2 separate regions of the Homo sapiens genome follow, and region 2 is linked to region 1. The links are chromatin loops, found by intact Hi-C in ENCODE. Cell type or tissue: heart left ventricle. All regions are shown on one strand.

What was found. Peaks named below come from ENCODE experiments on the same cell type or tissue, not always from the same donor. Only the 100,000 strongest peaks of a DNase experiment are listed, where the experiment ranks them.
Region 2: a loop joins it to region 1, with 4 times the contacts of the local background. A loop is called at or near these places in 18 of 110 quality-filtered maps.

The regions. Positions count from the first base shown.
Region 1 is chr17:70,307,824-70,315,823 of GRCh38, forward strand. No RefSeq gene overlaps it. Among named protein-coding and RNA genes, the nearest start is that of KCNJ2, 140 kb to the left of the region's middle. In heart left ventricle, no CTCF peak of the experiment used is centred here; no DNase peak of the experiment used is centred here; H3K27ac peaks cover 886 bases.
Region 2 is chr17:70,172,695-70,180,694 of GRCh38, forward strand. KCNJ2 (potassium inwardly rectifying channel subfamily J member 2) reads left to right here. Exons shown (of 2, transcript NM_000891.3): 2 at 2,130-7,350. The coding sequence starts at 2,346. The coding sequence ends at 3,629. Among named protein-coding and RNA genes, the nearest start is that of KCNJ2, 7.2 kb to the left of the region's middle. In heart left ventricle, no CTCF peak of the experiment used is centred here; no DNase peak of the experiment used is centred here; H3K4me3 peaks cover 4,451 bases; H3K27ac peaks cover 2,487 bases.

The sequences.
Region 1 (8,000 bases):
GAACAGAGACTTGGAATGGAAACTTTTCTACCTGGGTCTTTTTAGGATTTCAGCAAAGATATAAACATCCTCTATTTTTTTTTTTTTCTTACAGGAGAATAAAAACTCTTCAACATACATTGAGGCTTTGCAGCCTTTTCAGTTGAGGAGCATAACAAGAGATTTTCTGCTCTAGAGTCCAAATCTTTTAAACTCAGAGGCTGCCACTCTGAGGTCATTTTCTTTTCATGTTACTGGAAGCATGATGTATACTTTAAAAGTAATAAAGTTCAAATAGAGCCCACTGGGGACTGGGAAATGGGCTTTCAGAGTAGGTTGATTCATTCCATTTCAGTCATGTAAAGTTTAAAGAGAAAGCAAGACAGGGGAGTTAGATAGAAGGTGAACAGAGAAGGTATGGTTGATTTAAGAAAAATGACCTTCAAGAGTCATTCCCATTGCCTATGACTTCCTAAGAACCTATGAGGTTGGATGGAAAAAACAATGATTTTAACAGGAGTGTTTTCGACCGAGGACACAGCTATACTAAACTCTCTCAATAATCACAATTGTCACATTTTAATATTCCCTTTTTTATATGAAAGTAGGACAGCTTTGTCCAAGATTGAGGCATTTTCACCTTGTGCTTTTCTGAACAAATTATGTGAAAATTAAAAAAAAAATACAGAGCCTGGCCCTCCAGAATTCTCTAAAACAAAAGCTCAAAGCAGCCTGAGATTATAGCCTACACAATTTCAGGTTAGTTTTTCAGTCATTTTTCAGCTATGTACTATGACATTTATAAATATAACTTTTCTGGAAAGGAAAAATAATAAAATACAGCAAGAACAATTTCTTTTGTACTTAGATAGCCAAGTGCCTGGATGTGAACAGCCACAAGTCAGCTAAACCTCCACGCTCAGTGAGGAAGCTGTGGATCAGAGGGTTTTGTGTCATGCGCTAATAAGCTGCACAGCTAGGCTCACCCCCAAGGTTTCTGGCCTATGTCTATTCCCTTTACTTGACATTTTGCTATCAGAGGACACTGCAAGGAGACAGTCAGAGTATCATTTTGAGACTTTGGGTTAGTACCTAAAACAGCAAGAGAGGAGGAGGAAAAATTTGAATTAACTCTATTGGCCAAAGGAAGAGGTTATAAGCTCTTTCTGTTCTGAGCTCTATTTAACATGAATATAACCATTTTCTCAGCTTTTTTCCTTTCTGGAGAGAAAAGTACTGACATTCAGAGACATGGAGAAAACAGAATATTGAATCTTAGCAATCTCTCTGCTACACTATTGGTTCTTCTGCAGAACCTATCATCTTCTGTGAACCTACAACTTTCTCTCCTTTCCTTAGAGTTTCTCCATCCTGACAGTAATTTTACCATGCAGGATACAGAATATGTGCAATAAATATATGCTAGAAGTCTTGAGTCCTACTGACTGCTTTATTCTACATTCATATAGCATATATTTTATTATTATATATGGACTATGCAATATGTGTCTCATCTTGTGCTGTGAGCTTTGCTTTTTAGATATGATTTCCTTTAATCTTCATATGTACTCAGTGAAGCATATACTACTATTGTTGTCCCCATTTTAAACCAGATAAAAATAAGACCAACAGATAAAGGCCATCAGATTTTATTTTTTTTTTTGAGACAGAGTCTCGCTCTGTCACCCAGGCTGGAGTGCAGTGGCACGATCTCGGCTCACTGCAAGCTCTGCCTTCTGGGTTCACGCCATTCTGCTGCTTCAGCCTCCCGAGTAGCTGGGACTACAAGCGCCCGCCACCACACCCGGCTAATTTTTTGTATTTTTAGTAGAGATGGGGTTTCACCGTGTTAGCCAGAATGGTCTTGATCTCCTGACCTCGTGATCCACCCGCCTCGGCCTCCCAAAGTGCTGGGATTACAGATGTAAGCCACCATGCCTGGCCAGACCATCAGATTTTAAAGCTTAACTCTTAATTACTGTACTACACTGAGTGTAACTAATACATACATTTGGTGGAATTTGTCTTAGGTACAATACTTTTGTTTTTATTTGGTATCATCACATTATATAAAAGCAAAAGTGACCCCCAAAATAGCTTCCACTTTAGGCTCTTTTTCTCTCCACAGCAGACAATACCCCTACTAAACAGAATTTGATTGTTGCACCTATGTTAAGTCGGGGACCAGAAATTTATTTTAGAGTGTTCGAAGGGCAAAGGAAAGTACTGCTTTTTGTAGAAGGATTAACTTCGTGGCTCAAATTTGCTAGATATTTGTCTAAACTTCTCTTCAGAGAAAAGCCCGAGCTTGCTTGCTGTAGGCTCAACCAAGTTTTACATTTTGAGACCATAAGCCTGAGATCAGAAATCTTTTAATCAGCATAAATCCTTAAAAGATCCCATAACTCTGAAGTCATGTTTGCATTATAAACAGAACATGTGTTTCATGGGGTGTGAAAATGCCAGCAGAAACTGCTTGCTTAATTTTATCAACCTACTTTTTTAGAGAGTGCTGACAGCCCTACAGAAGCATGACTAGCGGCTGCTGAGGTTGGCAAGCCCACATTCTGTGGCTTTTTCTTTAAGTGGCGTATCAGGAGATTAATTCAGCCTGAATTTCACATTTGTGTTCGGTAGCAATTCCCAGAGGCCTTAGGAGCAAATGCATATTTGACACCTATTTATCTTTGTCGGGGTTGTCATGGGAGCCAAGGTGATATCAACTTTAGTGAGGTCCTTTGAGGAGAGGTTATGGGGAACTGGATATATTTGCTTGGTTCTATTTTCATATCTATCTACTGTTTGCCAAAAGGTTAAGTTTCTCCCACCTCTCTGTCAGCACTACATTTGGTAATATGAAAGAGATGGAAGCATGGCTGGTTGTAGTGATAACGACCGATATGGCAGAGACGTGCGCTTCGAGGTCCACTTGTTCCTGTTGAAAGCATTTTTTCTTGCCTTTAAAGAGATTTTCATATTGATGCGCTGTGGCTGATAATGAGAAACCTGGGTATTTAAAAAATATATATTTTTTGTCCTCTATTATTAATCATCAAATGCGAGAGAGCAGATGAAGCAAGGTTAAAGAAGTACAATGGGATTCTAAAGAAAAAGAAGTCATAATGGCCTGGAGCAGTAAATTAGTGCAAAAGCTAGAACCATAGGAAAGCAATAGTTTGTTGACCTACCACTTAGAGTCTAAGCCTTTGAGGTTTGAAAACTCTAACATGATTTCATTCATTACTTCAATACACTGCTGGAAAAAAATAAGAAATGTATTTGAATCAAGTTTTAAATCTCAAATTCCGAATTTGTTATTTCAATAGTTTGGGGGGTATAGGTGGTTGCTGGTTACCTGGATGAGTTCTCTAGTGGTGAATTCTGAGATTTTTAGTGTACTCCTTACCCAAGCAGTGTACACTGTACCCAATATGTTGTCTTTTATTCTTCACCCCGCTCCATGAGACCTTAGAGTCAGTCCATTATATCACTCTGGATGTTTTTGCATCCTCATAACTTAGCCCCCACTTATGAGTGAGAACATAATGGTATTCTGAATTATTTCACTTAGAATAATGGCCTCCAGTTGCATCTAAGTTGTGGAAAAGACACTATTTCATTCCTTTTTATGGCTGAGTAGTATTCCATGGTGTATATATACCACATTTTCTTTATCTATTCATTGGTCAATGGGCACACAGGTTGGTTCCACATCCTTGCGATTGTGACAGATTCCAAATGTGTAAATGAGCTTTCTAATTGAAAAATGAATTGAGATTGAAAAATGAATAAATAATCTCATTTTCTGAAAGCAAATGGGCAATGTAATTATAAAGATTTTTTTCAAAGCACTCTTGAGTTTAAGGACACATGCACACACCGGAACACTCACTGACCCATCTTCTGAACACTCACTGGCCCACCTTTGCTGTCTTTCTTTTCTCTTCCCTATCAATTTTTATTGACCTGTTCTAAAATTTGCTTGCCTGATTTGTCTCAGTAATCCTCTCAGGTATCACTGTTTGAATTCACATTTTACACATCAAGGCACAGAGTAGTGACACAGCTCATTGCTGGAGTCTGGTTTTTGAGCCCATGATTTTAACTACCATACAATCTATTTGCCCAGTACAGAGGCTAAATAATAGCAATAATGCATACTCCATCAGCTCCATTTATTGTCATTCATAGCCACATAAATTTTTTTTAATTATACTTTAAGTTCTATGGTACATGTGCACAACGTGAAGGTTTGTTACAAAGGTATACATGTGCCATGTTGGTTTGCTGCACTCATCAGCTCGTCATTTACATTAGGTGTTTCTCCTAATGCTATCCCTCCCCCAGCCCCCGACCCCCCAACAGGTCCTGCTGTGTGATGTTCCCCACCCTGTGTCCAAGTGTTCTCATTGTTCATTTCCCACCTATGAGTGAGAACTTGCAGTGTTTGGTTTTCTGTCCTTGTGAGTTTGCTGAGAATGTTGGTTTCCAGCTTCATCCATGTCCCTGCAAAGGACATAAACTCATCCATTTTTATGGCTGCATAGTATTCCATGGTGTATATGTGCCACATTGTCTTAATCCAGTCTATTATTGATGGACATTTGGGTTGGTTCCAAGTCTTTGCTATTGTGAACAGTGCCACAATAAGCATACGTGTGCACATGTCTTTATAGTAGCATGATTTATAATCCTTTGGGTATATACCCAGCAATGGGATTGCTGGGTCAAATGGTATTTCTAGTTAATGCTATCCTTCTAATTAGCTGTGGAAAAGTAGGTTTTATCCACCATCTCTTGCTGACTTTTATAGTAATAAATACCCTACGTGTATGGTTAGGTTTTAGATAGGTAGATTTATAGGCATAGTATAGATATACAGCTTTCTGAAAGGATACAAAAGAAACTATAATAGCCTCTAGAGGAAAAATAAAGTAGCAATGGATGAGGATGAGAGGATTAACCTTTTGACATTTCTTATACTTACTTATATTACCTAATCGAACACAATTATAAATCAAATCCAATCAAACAAAAACAACAGAAATTTATTCTCCTGGAAGAACGCTGGCTTTCAAGTGAATGAGTAATGACTTGTGATCATTTTTATGCATCATCAATAAAACATTATGAGCCGCATTCTTTCTACTTCACTCAAATTAATTTTACCATTAAAAATTAATTCAATTTCAATGATCAGTTTATTTTAATTCTCTAAAAATGTGTCATCGTTTTTTGCTTTCAAATAAACATAGATGTACTTTGTTTAGATGCACTGACATTTAGGATTCTACAAACTAATTTGTGCTTAATTACATCTCGCTCAAAAGTTCAAACTTTTAACTCATAAAGTTTAACTTTATATTCTGGATTTCAGCAAAGCACTGCCTAACACATTGCGTGCAGTAGGACAGGAAGTGATGACTGTTTCTTTCGGAGCTTCTGCCAGTATGGAAATGCCACATCTCAGTTCTCAGCATCCGTACTCATTCATTCTTTTATTCATTTATTCATTTATTCTTTCACTTGCGCACAATGTTAATTAGGTCCTTTTCAGATGTTCAGTTTACCTCCGGTCATGACAATCTATGGAGAATGATGGGAGCAAAGAGAGATATTTCAACGGAATAAAACAAAAGCAATTCTATTAACCTATTCAACGCTGGGGTCCCAGCTGCACTTCACTACAGATAAAACTGTGGGGATAGTAGTCTCTATAGTTGCATAAACGCCAGGTGTTTTTTTAGACTCAGATGCAAATTTGCTTAGGTTTATATTTGATCCTTGAATCATTTTTGTAACCAGCTGGAGTTTTTGGCCATAACGTATTAACAATTTTTGGATGAATCATGCTGTGGTCATTATAAGCCTCTCTCTGGTCTGAATGACTGGATCTATTTTTCAGTTTCATTTTTAAAACAGTTGATTATACATATGTCAGCATGCATAATCTTTATTGTATCTAGAGATGCCTAATAAAACACACGTGAATAAAATATTCTCCAGGCAAGAAAAATGAAATGCAAATCTGATGTTCATAGATGGCCTTGCATAAAACAGCTGGGACTCTGGGCTCTAGATTTGAACACTGGATTTGTCCCTGGTAGTTCTGTGTCCTAATGTGAGTTAACTGAATCTCTCTAAGCCTCAATGAATTCATTTAAAAACAGGATTTGAGGATTTAGTATATAACATGAATACAGTTCCTAGTATAGTGCATAGTATTCAGTCATCACTCAATAAATGTGAATTCTTTTTGTTGGTTGTTGTCCTTGATGTTGCTGAAGAGGCGTGTGAGAAGGCAGCAAGATGCAATGATGTCAGTGCATGTTAGGCAGCAAGCAGATAAACTCATATAGCTTCTCTATAGGGGTGAGCTGAAATAAGAATTTCCTCCGATAGCTCAAATTTCTCATGTTGTAGGCAAAGCCCTCCAGAACACATTTCTAATCCAGAGTTCATTCCAACTCCTTCCCCACACAAGCCTTCTGCTTTAGTCAGAGGCCTCTCCTCAGATTCTTCTCTGTGAACTTTGCTTGGAAGGAATGACTATTTCCTCCTAAACCCTGTTCATATTCCGGAGTCCTTCAAAGCTAGTTCAAATTTCACTTCAGTAGAACTCTTTCCTAAAAATTGTATCCTTCCCATCCCTTTCTTAAATGTCAATAGAATAATTATTTTTGCCACACATTTTGGTGGTATATTAGGATTCTAGGCAGTCATAACAAATTACCAAAAACGTAGTGGCTTAAAACAACGTAAAATGTAAGACCTTGCATTTCTGTGGCTCAAGAGTCTGACACAACTTCACTCAGTTAAGACCGAGGAGTTACAGGGCTGGTTTCCTTTCTATAGGCGATAGGGGTGGAGCCTCTTTCTTCCTCATTCAGATGTTGGCAGAATTCATTTTTATGCAGTTATAGGACTGAAGGCCCCATTTCCTTACCAGCTGTTGGCTTGAGGCCAATCTTTTCTCCCAGGGGGATCTCTTGGGTCTTTGCACGTGGTCACGGCATCTCAGAACACCAAGGCCACTTCCAGTCCTTCTCATGCTGCCATCTTTAGCCTCAACCTTCTGCCTCCCTCTTCCAGTTTTTTTTTTTTTTTTTTTAACGGAATCTCACTCTGCACTCAGGCTGGAGTGTGATGGCACAATCTTGGCTCACTGCAACCTCCGCCTCCCTGGTTCAGGCGATTCTCTTGCCTCAGCCTCTGGAGTAGCTGGGACTACAGATACGTGCCACTACACCCGGCTAACTTTTTGTATTTTTAGTAAAGACGGGGTTTCACCACGTTGGCCAGGATGGTCTCGATTTCCTGACCTCATGATCTGCCCACCTCGGCCTCCCAAAGTGCTGGGATTACAGGTGTGAGCCACTGCACCCGGGCCCTCTTCCAGTTTTAAGAACTCATTTGACTAGATTGGGCTCACCAGAGTAATCCAGAATAATCTCCCCATCTTGAGGAGGACAATGAAGCCGTCTCTTTTTGCCCTATTAAGGTTTGAGCATTTTGGATGAGTCATTATTCTGCTGATTCAGGTAGTTTTATGAAGTCCTTTTAGAATTTTAGCTACACATGGTCCTGCCTGAATTACATATGTTTTTCAGTGTGCAGTGGTGGCTCTCTGTCAACATTCTGGATGGTAGGGAAGGACAAGGGGGTTTGTCATAGGTCTTCTGTAGCCCTAACCTGACCTACCCCAGAGCTCTGAGAGCAAAATGTTTGAGGAGGCACGCGGGCAGAATCCTGAATCAGTGGTTCAAGAGATTCTTCAGGTTTAAAATTTTACATCTTAAACAGTCAGATCTACGAAGGATTTATTTTATATTGGAGGACTAATCTATGAGATTCCTTCAGATACAGGCTGTTCCTCAGGCAAATGCCATGAACTTAACTATGCTTGGACTGATTTAAGTAACAGGTGTCATGATCTTGAAGCTCAACTTCAAGGTTAAGTTGATTGGCTGAGAAGTAATATTTACCCTAACAGCTTTTATTAAAATCTTGGAGATAAAGTG
Region 2 (8,000 bases), 140 kb before region 1:
GAATCATGAAAAGGGAATTTCTTGGTGTCAGCTTATAATACAAAGTTCTGAAGTCAATCAGAACTCAAAAATACAAAGCATTCATTGAATGAAGTTCTTCTCCTTTTTTTGAAACGTATACCTGCGTTTGGTGTTGTTGCTGTCTCTGTCTGTTTAGTAATGTGAGAAAACTAAGATGAAATAATTGCTTAAAAAATGCTGTCCATGTACAGGATCTAGAACTTCGAGGGGCAGGATTCTTGTTTCTTTGGTCCAAGTGCAAACTTCACAGGGAAGCAGACAAAACATTGAAGCAGGTGGAAGGTTAGGAAAGCACAGTAACTTCTTTTTATAAAGTAATTCAAAGGCACTTTCAAACTGAGCATCATTTAGGTGTCAAAAGCTGCCAAAATGTAACACACATTGCAATTTTCAAAGATGACTAATCTCAGGAAAAATGTGTTGGGGCACATTCTTGCATAATAACTTGGATAAAGAAGAAGTCAAAAGACAGTAACAAGGCATTTTCAAAGGCAATGCACCTTGCCTCTTCTTAAGGGAATGCACAAAAACAACATAAATGGATTGCTTTATTTGTTTGCGGCTGGCTTGGCTGATATCGGTTCTATTAACTGTTTAATCTTAATGGATTTAGAGGAGAAGGAAAAAGTGGAGTCTTCATTATCAGGCATCAACAAATTTCTGACTCTTTTCATGAGTTATTCATTGCCCCCCTTTAATATAGCAGAAGGATTTGGTTGTATGAAAAGTTGAAGATGGGCTTTATTTTTCAGTTCTAACTCTTATTAGTTTTGTTATTACACATTTGGTAAAGAAAACACCTTAGACTTTCTCTTAGCTTTTTGTTAGTTAGTCAAGGGAAATAGTTTCTTAGGAGTGAAGATGGAAAGTTGAAGTACATAGATAGTTCTTAGCTAGGGAAGACTGAGGCAATAGGAGAAAACTGAGAACTACTATTTGCACATATTAAGTAAAGGTGAGTGCCTTCTCCATAGGAACCTATACCAAATAACAGCGCTGGAAGTGAAAGTAAGCGGACTGGCATTTATGATCTGTCCTTACACAGTTGTCTCTGTCTGAGAGAACACAGCACTGGACTCACATGAAATGAGTTCCTGCCTTATCTCAATCCGCTAAAGACCTGGTCCTTTGGCACAACGGTGCTTACTTCCTAGCCTGTCATTACACATGACAGCCCCATCTCAGGAGAATTTCAGGGCTCTTATTGCTAGGCAACAGAATTGCTCTCTATCCCCCAGAGCAAACCTGCATCTTCAGAGTCTTCAAGCCAGAATTACCTGTACTAATAGAGACTTAGCAGGCATTTCTGCATAGTGGTTGCTTAAAGTGTGAGAAGTGATGAAGCAAGCCCAAACAGTATCCAGAAACTGGGATCCATTTCAGATTATTATAAGCAATAGGGGCAGTATTCACCATCGTAGGAGGTTTTGTCCACTAGTTCCCTCTATTTTCAGGATACACACTCAGTCAAGCCTACTCCAAAATCCACTTCACTATTCTATTTGTAGGTGGGAATCTGACTTTCTTCCTCTAGCATTTCGTCAGCCTATCCGGTCTGCTCAGTTATATCATTTAAACAAAATAGTCTGTCTTCCGATTTCAACCTTGCCATCAGGGACTCTAATATTCTCCCGTAATGCACATGCAACTCAGTGGATATCAATGCTGCGTCCACGTGAAGTTTTCTAAACATGTCCTTTTTCCAAAAATTTTACGACAAACCTTGGAATCAGACAGTCTTTCATCTGCTTAACAGGGATCCTAGCAAGTGGGGCAGGCAGAAGAAGAGAATAAGAGAAGGGAGAGGTAGACCTGAACAATAGAATATTCTAGATCCCTGGCCAAAAAGAAGGGAAAGGGGACCTGACCTGACATTTTGGTTGAACAACTGTCACAGACAACTCTTCTATGTTTAACGACTTTATGCTTTTAAATAAAAGTTTTACAAAGCATGCTTAGGATACAAAGAAATTTAAAACCTTATAATTTAATGTAAATTATACTTATCTTTACCTGATTATGTGTTTTTGTTAGGATATATTGTCTTAGACAGTAGAATTCTTTAAGAGTGGCTTATTTTGTAATGCACAGTCTCTCTTTTCTTGCAGGACATGTTCTCTGGATGTCAGCTGAGTCATTAAAGTAACTCTGCATGTCAGTAGACAGACCTTGGTAGAACCACAAGGCTCCCAGAGACACCCATCTCTCCTCATTTTTTTGGTGTGTGTGTCTTCACCGAACATTCAAAACTGTTTCTCCAAAGCGTTTTGCAAAAACTCAGACTGTTTTCCAAAGCAGAAGCACTGGAGTCCCCAGCAGAAGCGATGGGCAGTGTGCGAACCAACCGCTACAGCATCGTCTCTTCAGAAGAAGACGGTATGAAGTTGGCCACCATGGCAGTTGCAAATGGCTTTGGGAACGGGAAGAGTAAAGTCCACACCCGACAACAGTGCAGGAGCCGCTTTGTGAAGAAAGATGGCCACTGTAATGTTCAGTTCATCAATGTGGGTGAGAAGGGGCAACGGTACCTCGCAGACATCTTCACCACGTGTGTGGACATTCGCTGGCGGTGGATGCTGGTTATCTTCTGCCTGGCTTTCGTCCTGTCATGGCTGTTTTTTGGCTGTGTGTTTTGGTTGATAGCTCTGCTCCATGGGGACCTGGATGCATCCAAAGAGGGCAAAGCTTGTGTGTCCGAGGTCAACAGCTTCACGGCTGCCTTCCTCTTCTCCATTGAGACCCAGACAACCATAGGCTATGGTTTCAGATGTGTCACGGATGAATGCCCAATTGCTGTTTTCATGGTGGTGTTCCAGTCAATCGTGGGCTGCATCATCGATGCTTTCATCATTGGCGCAGTCATGGCCAAGATGGCAAAGCCAAAGAAGAGAAACGAGACTCTTGTCTTCAGTCACAATGCCGTGATTGCCATGAGAGACGGCAAGCTGTGTTTGATGTGGCGAGTGGGCAATCTTCGGAAAAGCCACTTGGTGGAAGCTCATGTTCGAGCACAGCTCCTCAAATCCAGAATTACTTCTGAAGGGGAGTATATCCCTCTGGATCAAATAGACATCAATGTTGGGTTTGACAGTGGAATCGATCGTATATTTCTGGTGTCCCCAATCACTATAGTCCATGAAATAGATGAAGACAGTCCTTTATATGATTTGAGTAAACAGGACATTGACAACGCAGACTTTGAAATCGTGGTCATACTGGAAGGCATGGTGGAAGCCACTGCCATGACGACACAGTGCCGTAGCTCTTATCTAGCAAATGAAATCCTGTGGGGCCACCGCTATGAGCCTGTGCTCTTTGAAGAGAAGCACTACTACAAAGTGGACTATTCCAGGTTCCACAAAACTTACGAAGTCCCCAACACTCCCCTTTGTAGTGCCAGAGACTTAGCAGAAAAGAAATATATCCTCTCAAATGCAAATTCATTTTGCTATGAAAATGAAGTTGCCCTCACAAGCAAAGAGGAAGACGACAGTGAAAATGGAGTTCCAGAAAGCACTAGTACGGACACGCCCCCTGACATAGACCTTCACAACCAGGCAAGTGTACCTCTAGAGCCCAGGCCCTTACGGCGAGAGTCGGAGATATGACTGACTGATTCCTTCTCTGGAATAGTTACTTTACAACACGGTCTGTTGGTCAGAGGCCCAAAACAGTTATACAGATGACGGTACTGGTCAAGATGGGTCAAGCAAGCGGCCACAAGGGACTGAGGCAAGCACAATGGTTTCAAAGAAAGACTGTAAGCTCCATGATTAGCATAAAGCACTAACCATGTCTCCATGTGACCCGATGGCACATAGATGTTGTAGAATAAGTTATGGGTTTTTATGTTTTGTTTTGTGTTTTTCCAAAACTTGAACTTGCAGGCAAGCCTTGGTTGGGTATTTGATTTATCCAGAATGCTTCTCTTTAGGGAACAAGGATGTTTTTAATGGCATAACAAAGGCAAGACTCTGCCTTAATTTTTGAAAAGCTGCTAACTACATGAACACAAATGTGTATTTTTGTTGCAGTGTAGTTTTCCTTTTGTGTAATTTTAAAGTCAGTGTTGAATTTTATTGAAAGCTCATGATGCGCTTCAAAGTGGCAAGTATTTGGCTATTAACTGCCAAAACAAGAGCCTGATTTTTTGAGGCCAGTAATTCGTTTGCTAGAATTGATTTTTTTTCTCTCTCTCTTTGTTACATAAGGGCATTATGTAACACTAGCCGAATGGTAGCCTCTGGGTTGTTGTTTTTTTCTTTTCCTCCATGATGTTAATGGGTTATCTCAAATTTTAAGTTAAACTACCTAAAATAAATACCAAAGATAATGCATATTTTTGCACAGTGGAGCTTACACTTAAAAGAAAACAAAGCCCCATGGGCTGCCTTGAAATCAAGAGACAATAACTTTGAACCTCAGCAAGACCTTGAACCGCCGGTTCATTTTGCACCTTATTCAGAAAATAGAGCATCATACTCACCGAGTCTAGTCAGTGTAGTGCTTTTAAAAATTTTGTCCTTTCATGTAACTTTTTTATTTTAAGAGGAAGAAGAAGAAAGGGGCACACACACACAATACCGACGTCTATCCTTTCCTGCTAGGCAGTGCTGGCCAGGCTCATGTGTAGTGTGCGAGATGGTGATGTACTCTTATATTTTTCTGGGCTTTTCCTTTTGCACATTCCAAAATTCATTTCATAAGACAAGATCTTCATAGGACCTCCTTGGCATCCTGGCATTCTCAAAACTGAGCCATCCAGCATGAAAGATAAATGGGTTTAAACCCTTGCTGCTGAATTTATTGCCTGGACTGTCAGGACATCACCAGCCCACCTTCACCTTAGGGAAGATGCCACACCTGGCCTCCACACTTGCTCTTCTGATCAGTCTGTCTGGATTGAGTCCTACAGTGTCAGATAGGGCGGCAAATGCCAAAGCAGGGAAACAGGGAGGTGTGGACAAGCCAGTTTGATGCAGCACTTCAGATCAAGTGCTTAGGAAGGAGAGGAAACTTGCCTTTTTTATGGCAGAGGATAGTAATGAAAATGTCTCAGTATTTTAGGGTCAATGAGAGCCATAAAAATATAACATAATCACAAGTAAAGGAGATAATGGTCTAAAACAGCTATTTCCCTTTTCTGTGTGCATACTTATGACTGAATGTGAGCTAAGCATTTTCTCCTGTGGAGCCCTAGAGCAGGTTACTAAGGAAGGACACATTGTTTTCCAGAAGCCTCCCCTGCCTGGCTGACTGCCTTGCTAGAAACATAATTTTTTTTTTCTCACTGAAGCTCAATAATGGAACTCTTTTTTTTTTTTTTTTTAATTTAAAGTTCCCTATTTGTGAATTCTGGGATTACTGACTTTTCTTTTTAATTGGAGTCTCAAAATCAACTCTCTTATGGTATTATATCTCTGTATGCCATTAAAAAACAGCTTGTTCTAGAATCATGTATTTTGTAAACTGATGTTTGTGATGGTCTCTGGTTCTTGAACAGCCATATCTGAATGCCGTGCCTGCAAAACTATGACAATTTTTGCTGTTTTCAGCCTTCAGATTTGATGGCTTGGGAAACTGAGGTGTTATTTTCAATGAAACAAAGAAAGAGATGTTAAGCAAGTGGTTGTTTTAGATCCAAATGTAAAGGCAGGTTTGGGAAGGTGTTTAAAGAGTTGGAGGAATTGGGGATTGAGTTGTAAAGAAAACTTACAGAAGAGGCAACAATTTGGTTCTTGACAGTGAGAGGATATTGAGGGCTTCAGCTGCTGCTATTATGATGTTTTGCAAAGGAAAATAATCAAACCAAAGAGTATTCAGTGATATGTAAATTAAATGAAGATACAGTGGAGAATGGGGGTGACCACAAAAGAGGCTCCCCCTAAACACACAGTGCTGCCACTTAAAAAGACTTGAGAAATTTGAAAGGGGGTGGGTATGGGGGGGGCAAGAAAGAGGGAGGGAAATCTTTCAACTTATTTCTGAAAAAGAGAAAAAAATATAAAATTTCTGGTGCACAGGTTTGTTTTTTCAAGAAAATTTTGCAGAAGCTATGTTTTTAAAGTGTACATTTTATAAAGTTTATCAGATATTTTCATATTTAAAGCCAAATGTAAATAGAGGTCTGTAAAGAAAAATAATTGCCATAGAAAGTATAATTTCAGTGCAGTAATTTCTGAGAGCTAGTACCTATATGCTACCGGTTAGCATGGTTTTAGCAAATATATACCAGCCTTATAAGGTTCGTATTGCTATGTTCTTCTGTTATTTATTTCAGCATGGACTGTTCATTTGAAACCTTTTTCTAGTTATTAGCGTTTTAACAGTTACAAGCTTTAAATGGCAATTTTTTTTTTTTTTTTTTTTTTTTTTTTTTTTTTGTCAAGAGCCAAGACACAGGTAATGCACGACATTGATTGCTGCATTTTACCTTCAAAATATTTGTCCTTATTGACTGGGTCTCCTTAATTAATGTACACATGTCATTAGAATGCAGACGGAGGGGACTCACCATGAATATCTGGGGTTGATTCCCAGATGTGTGTTGCTTCTCTATTGCAAGCAGATTCCCTGTTGGATTTACTTCGGATTTATTCCCTTTTAAAGAATTTTTGCCCATATCTGGAAGGGCACTATATTTTTGGGAGGAGCCATAGATTCCTGGTTATCCTATTTTTAAACAAAATGTAGACAAAGTGAACTCTATTTTGATTATTGAGAAAGGAGTAGTTTTCTATCCCTCTAAGAGTATACTTGAATCAGACATTTTAAGGATGTCACTATGGCACTGTTGTCATTTCCAAATTCCTAGAAAAGTTTGTTTTACTTTGTTTTTATTCTGTTAATGCATTCTTTCTTCTCTTTACTTCCTTTCTTACCAGTACACTCCTATCTCAACTCTGTTTATTTGATGAGTTCTGTCCCGTAAATCATATTTCCCTTACAATTAATAAATGTCACTTCATATTTTATAATAAACCACTCAGTAAAAGCAAAAGCTTGTCCTGAGAAGTAGAGTGAGTTCTTTTTCACTCTGTGTCTAATAATGTTAAGGTGGGAAAAAAAAAAGTGTGGCATAGCTACCTGCCCATCCCCAACCCTCAGCAAAGTAGAATCTCTTTTCTGGTAATTTTGGGTTTCCGCTCTGGGCTCTGGCAAGTTGAACAATCCTAGCCATTGACAATCGTGATAGTTATTATTTTCCCATTTGCTGTCTTTTTGTATCTAAAGTCTTCCTATTGTACTGCACAAACCATGGATTGTACATATTTTTATATATTATGTCTTATTTTATTATTTCTAAATAAAAAAATTAAAAATTGAAAACAAATTCTTGGAAGAATCTTTGGGCTTCCCGTATGATTACTCTAGAAACACCATAAAGCAAATGTTCCCAAACAATGGAACATAAACCCTGATAGGTTAGATGCATAGAGCCATAGAAATGGCCTCAACAGACAGGTGCAGTGGGGTGACAGATTAGTTTAATTCAAGTTAGAGGAAGTCAAGCTCATATTTTGTTTTTGGATAGAATAGGCTAGGTAGAAAGGGAATACAAAAGACCAATAAACAAGCCAAAAAAAAAAAAAAACTAAGAAAAATATTATCAAGTTTAGATTTTGCTTCTCTCTTTAATGGGTGATAAGGTGTAGTTGCTCTTTATCGAGCCTCAACTATGTGTAGAGTTCTTGCATTACATATTATTTTTATCTCATTCCCACAGAAACCAAATCAGGATATTATTATTTTGTATTATAGACTAAGACTTGGCAAATAAGTTCTGTAAAGGGCCAGGCAGTAAGTATTTTTTGGCTTTATGAACCAGAGGGTCTTTGTCTCAACTATGCAAATTCAGCCTTGTAATGTGAAAGCAGTTACAGACAATATGAAAACAAATGGTATGGCTGTGTTTCAAAACAATTTTACTAACATCTACAGCCAGTGGGCTAGATTTGGCTTATGGCCAGTAGTGTGTT